Linked DNA regions of Mus musculus: region 2 is linked to region 1. Evidence: chromatin contacts called from ENCODE Hi-C or POLR2A ChIA-PET data. All regions are on one chromosome and are shown on one strand. Each heading gives the region's core, a stretch centred on a gene start or an enhancer-like site at or near the end of the contact. The rest is flanking DNA. Distances are from core to core; before and after follow the strand shown. Region 1 overlaps Gm32838 (a long non-coding RNA gene). Region 2 overlaps Itpr2 (inositol 1,4,5-triphosphate receptor 2).

Region 1 (2,700 bases), core at 193-2,692:
TCTTAAGGGGATAAGGTTAAGAGCAATAGAGGAAGACACCTGATGGTGCACAGGGTACACGAACCTACACACTCATGTACATATATCATATACACCACAGAAAAGAAAAAAAAAAACAAAACACTTGCTTCTCCATGTCTACCTATTTGGCTGGGAGACAAACAGAGGCAGGGGAGGAAAGGGGGAGAGGGAGTACACTGTATAGGGATGTACATATACATATATGGAGGGAGGGGGTGACCATGCATGTGTGGGCCATGTGTAACCATGCACTGTATAGAAATGACCACGCATTTGTACACCTGCATTGAATCAGAACTCAGCTGGCATTTCCCAGGTGCTGCGCACCTTAGGGCTTTTACTTGCTGTTGCTATTGTTTGAGATTGGGGCTCTCATGAGTCTGAGTCCACTGGTTAGGCTGGGCTAGCTGGAGAGTGAGCCCCAGGGATCCACCTCCTTCTGCCTCCGCATCTCTGGGATTACAAGTGTGTGCCACCACACCCAGCTTTTCAACGTGAGTTCTGGGAGACTGAACTTGGGTCCTCGTGCTTGCGATACACTGGGCCACAGCAGCTTGGACTTCTGACCTCAGCTCTGGGATGTCACTGGCTTTGTTCTTGCTGTCCTGATTCCAGGACTACATCTATACACAACACAGCTCTGCTTCTTTTTCTTCCTGGCACCCACAAAGGTCTCCATCTCACCTCAGACACTCATTAACACAGGTGTCTGGGGCTTCCCTAGAAATGATGTGGCTTTTGCTGCTCCTACTGGGCAGAGCCTGCTGTGGCCTTCCCAGAAAAGCCTCTCTCCTTTGTCCTTACAGGGCCTGAATTGGCCTAGTTCTGGGAAGCTGCCCAGTGGGAACCAACCTTGTTTGCAGTCCTTGTCTGTGTTTGGCATAGGGGAGCCTTTCCTCAAGGGACAGCCTGTACCTGAGCTGACTCAAGCCGAAAGGGTGGCCTGGCCTTCCTTTTCCAGATCTGTGGTTTGATAGTATTCCCGACCCAACCACAGTTGCCTTGGCAGCAGGCAGTCCCTGAGGCCTGCCGGGAAAATTCCATACTCCGATTTGGCACCTGTTCCTGGTAGCAGACAGGCCTGGACTGCTAGGGAAGAATGCAGACATGATAAGTTAGATACTGAACTGGTTGGGGCAATGGCAGTCCTTGCAGACAAAAGGAGCCCGAGAAGCTGAGTGAGAGAAATGGCTTCTTGTTGCTCCCGTGTGGGCAGTAAATCCCTGCCCTCCCCAGGATTGCCCTGGTCTGGCAGGATGGAGCACAGATGATCCCCGATGGCCTACGTGCCAGCCACAAGCCACGCTTGAACACTGCTAGTTCAGCCTCCACAGAGAATCCCTTCTCCGGGGATGAGAGCTGCTGTTCCAAACCCCAGTGAACTGGAACGCATCCACCCTGCAGTGCTCTGTGGCTGGCTGAATCGGGATGTTGGCCTGTGTGTGTGGGAAATGTCGCCCGTTTCTCTGAAATCTGAGTATAAAAAGCCATGTGACCATACAGGAGCTATAGTTCTAAAAACGTTCACTGCCTTGTGCTTGATACCCTCAGTTCCTTGGGGTGGCAAGCAAGCTTCTGTCTTAATGATAGTCTAGCATAAAATAATACAAATCGTTGATTTCTGTTTTAGCCTGCTCATTCCAAATGGCTGGTTCGGAACAGGTGAGAGATGAAGGTGAGAAGAGACAGAAATAATACTCCACGACTGTCTCTTTGGCTCTGGGGACATCTCCTAAGAGGTCAACGCTCCTCCTTGTGCTTTGGAGCGTGTGTGTGTGTGTGTGTGTGTGTGTGTGTGTGTGTGTCCGTGTCCCATGCTGGGAGCTGGGAAGCGGGTCCAGTCTCCTGCAGCTGCGGTGCCCAGCCGAGCAGAGAGGGAACAGCGGGAGGTGCAGGCAGGCATAAGCTTTGGTAAACTGTTGTTGACATTACATTTTATCCACAACTAAAAACCACCTTTGAAGGAATGAAATAAAGCAAAATAAACAAAACAAAGAGAGGGAATAGTGAGAGAACCCTGTTTTCTTTACTGGGAGGAGAATGGAGAAGGAAAAGGATAAGGACCCACAGAGCCCTCAGGCATCCCATGGGAGATGACAGCCACTGCCCTCCCCAAGGCATGCTGAAAGCACCAGCCTCTCAGAGCAGAAGGGAGGGTTCCTAGTTGGCACCTGAGAGGTTTCCAGGGCAAGCATCCTGACCAAGGAGTGCTGCTGTGAACAGAAAGGACAGCCAGGAGTATGCCCAACAACACTGCAGACAACCCAAGTGGCCAGGCTTCTATGCCATCTCAGAGTCCTTGAACTACAAGGCAGGGGTCCCAAGCCTCACCGGGAAAAGGTTCTAAGTGTCTTGCAAATGGGAAAATCCTTATAATGAGTATGCATAGAAAAGGCATGAAGTCATATCACCCCAAAGAGGCAGAGATGGGGAACTAGCAGAAGTGAAATAAGCCCCCAGCCAGCACCCTTTGATGGTGACTATGGCTATAAAAACTTCAGAAGCCCACAGAGGGAGAGAGAGCAAAGGCCTCAGAGGGCAAAGACAATAGACATGCTGTGAGTCTGGCATGCCTTCACCTGGCCTCACATGGCTCTCATGGTAAGTAGAGGCTGGAAGATGGCTGTGTGCTTGCTGATAGTGGGTTGTGTGCCCAGATACCCTGTGACTCACCTGCAG
Region 2 (2,700 bases), core at 18-2,517, 120 kb before region 1:
ACCCCCATGCACGAGCATGCACACACACACACACAAGGCAATTCTTTATTACATCTTAATTTCTAGAACAAGCACATGTGGGTTGGTTTCAATGAGAATGGTCCCCAGAGGTTCATATATTTAAATACTTGGCCCCTGATTGGTGGAACTGTTTGGGAAGGATTAGAAGGTGTGGCCTTATTGGAGAAGGTGCGTCACTAGGGTGGGCTTTGATAATTCAGAAAGACTGAATCTATTCCCATAAACCATATTAAATGCTTTCTTTTATAAGTTGCCTTGGCTGTGGTATTTTGGCACAGTAGTAGAAACTAAGTAATAAGACACTGAAACAAAATTTTATTTTAAGACATAAAACATTATAAATTTACATATGGAGGTAAACAAGAGCAAGCAGCTCGACATGTTAGTTTGAGGCATTTACTTAACAAGCATCTCCTTTTGTCCTGACTTTGAGGATGAAGTATGACATTGAAAAAAACGTAAGTCTGAGAGATGGGGAGATGGCTCAGTAGTTAAATCACTCACCACCAAAACAAGAAGATCTGAATTCAGATCCCCAGAATTCATGTAAATGATATGTGGGCATCCTGACCCAGGTGGCCCACCTGCAATTTTCAGCCTCAAGAGATGGAGACATGGACCATGCAGGCTAGGAAGGACAGCTCGCATCAGTGAGCTCTGGGTTTAAGAGATCTTGCCTTAAAACATAAGGTGGAAAAGCAATAGAGGTAGATTTAACATTCAACGTAGGGTGTACCTGCTTGTGTGCACCAGTACACACACACACATACACACACACACGAGCTTACACATGTGCATGCTGCACAGGTATATACCATACACATAAAGAGGAAAAAAAGGAAAAATATAAGTAAAAATGGCTTTGACTTTCATAAAATAAAAGATTCATCTTATTAAAGCTTCAGCAGCCACTTCTTAAAGCTCTGCATGCATTGGGGATATTCCATGTTCTACACAAGTAAAAACATTTTAGCTACCCATGCTTTGGCTCTTATCAAGTTTCTAGTTACATCTCATTTTTTGTGGTGGTGGTGGTATTCTGAGTTCCTCTCACTGGCATGAAGATGGTTTGTCTGGCTTAAAAAGAGCCCGTGTGAACCTTGTCAGAGAGACCTGAAATAAAGCTGTGGCGTGCCCTTGTGTTCACACTAAGTCAGGTTGATCTCTGTGTGCCTCAGCTCACAATTCACACTCCTCACTATCACTCCCAAGCGACACCAGATATCTGTAGTCAGAGCACTGCCTTGCTAAAAATAGAACACAGTGATACCCAGGTACCACCCAGGGAGGCCGCCTCGCAAAGCGACAGATGGCCTCTCTGGAACAGCACCATGCCACAGGCTCTCTCAGGTGACAGAGTGCAGATCTCGTGCCAGCCCTTGCCAGCTCTGATCCTAGATGCTATCGGGCACACAGAATGAAATGGATAGGCATCCCCTAGCCAGACTTGGAAAGCAGCATGTAGAGATGCCAGAGTGTCCTTGATTCAGCAAGGCAAGTGATCATTTCCAGCTAGTACACAGCCGGCCATTGTATTTCCCGCCTCTGAGGAGCCAGGATACATCCAGAAAGTTGCTTAATGAGCAGAGGTTGGGCGCGGGGGAGCTAACTGGCTGGCTGTGTGATGTGCATGTTTAGTGGAACAGTCGGGGATGTGTTGCTGTGACCTTGTTATTCAGCACAGGTTCCTGCTAGCAAGTAGATGAGGCCAGGAGGACGAGCATCTTGGCCATACCATGTGCTAGCTCTGAGGTTACTGGAAATCATTGAACCTGCCTTGGCCTTGTTGTGAAACCTAGTTCATCCAGTCACTTGTTTACCAACCACATGACTTGCATTATGTTGGGCACCTGCCCTGGAACAACAGTAACTAAGGTCACATGCCCTTTCTACAGCCATCACAACACACTGAGATCCTATACAATAGGCTGCCACTAAAGCAAATGGGGATAACAGGAGGGACAGGAGGTTCTGTTTCAAGTGGGTTGGTAGGTAGAAGGTTTACATTGTATGTGACATCAACTATGTGTGCCCTGTGAAACCCCACTTTGCAAGAAAGTGGAAGTCTCTTTGGTAAGTTCTTTCTAACTTTATTGCTTAATCTGATGGTGTACATTAAAATAGTTTGTTTTGTTTACACACTGGTCTTATTAAAATGTTGCACATAATATAGTTCGTTTTGCAAGGCAAATCTTCCTTTCAGTGTGCCTAATGAATCTGCTACTCAAAGAATCCCATAATGGTAGTTTAGGGGTGTTCTGCCAAGCGTGTATGAAGCCCTAGGTTTGGGCCCCCAGAGTATACAGGAAAGAAGGAAGGAAAGGGGGGAAAAGGAGAAGAAAAATGGAAAGGAAGGGAAAAGGAAGAGACTTTATATCAAGCTGCCCTAAATATAACTGTATCTTAGGTCACCATAATAAAGTTATCATTATTCCTGAACTCGTTGGTAACTGTTGCCACCTATATGGTGACAAGCTGGGTCATCACGGAGTCTTCACCAGATCTTTAAGGGAACCGAAAAGGAATTAGGAGGCAATGGGGCAAGGTGGGAGTAAAGGTTATTCTGAAGAGCGGAAAAGAGGAGTTCCATGTGCAATAGAATCTATACGCTCTGATGAGGGACCAAGACATAGCCTTCTCTGTGATGATACTGAGCAGGTCAAGGACCAAGCCTTAGCC

Evidence for each region. Hi-C counts contacts between places; a loop is a spot of excess contacts on that map. ChIA-PET counts read pairs that join two places held with the same protein, here RNA polymerase II (POLR2A).
Region 2: a map of T-helper 17 cell shows a loop between it and region 1 (3-fold over the local background). The contact joins two enhancer-like sites. A Hi-C loop is called at or near these places in 2 of 37 maps with a recorded cell type or tissue (T-helper 17 cell and regulatory T cell). POLR2A ChIA-PET finds 5 or more read pairs at or near these places in 1 of 5 experiments (Patski).

What each region holds. Positions count from the first base shown.
Region 1 is chr6:146,008,858-146,011,557 of GRCm38, reverse strand. All of the region lies in intron 2 of Gm32838 (a long non-coding RNA gene), which reads right to left. All of the region lies in intron 1 of Gm32914 (a long non-coding RNA gene), which reads left to right. Among named protein-coding and RNA genes, the nearest start is that of Gm32914, 3.9 kb to the left of the region's middle. Within about 2 kb of position 1,442, at least 1 of the 3 ENCODE cell types and tissues checked has a DNase peak (open chromatin) inside an H3K27ac peak, as active enhancers do.
Region 2 is chr6:146,126,163-146,128,862 of GRCm38, reverse strand. All of the region lies in intron 55 of Itpr2 (inositol 1,4,5-triphosphate receptor 2), which reads left to right. Among named protein-coding and RNA genes, the nearest start is that of Gm35768, 17 kb to the left of the region's middle. Within about 2 kb of position 1,267, at least 1 of the 3 ENCODE cell types and tissues checked has a DNase peak (open chromatin) inside an H3K27ac peak, as active enhancers do.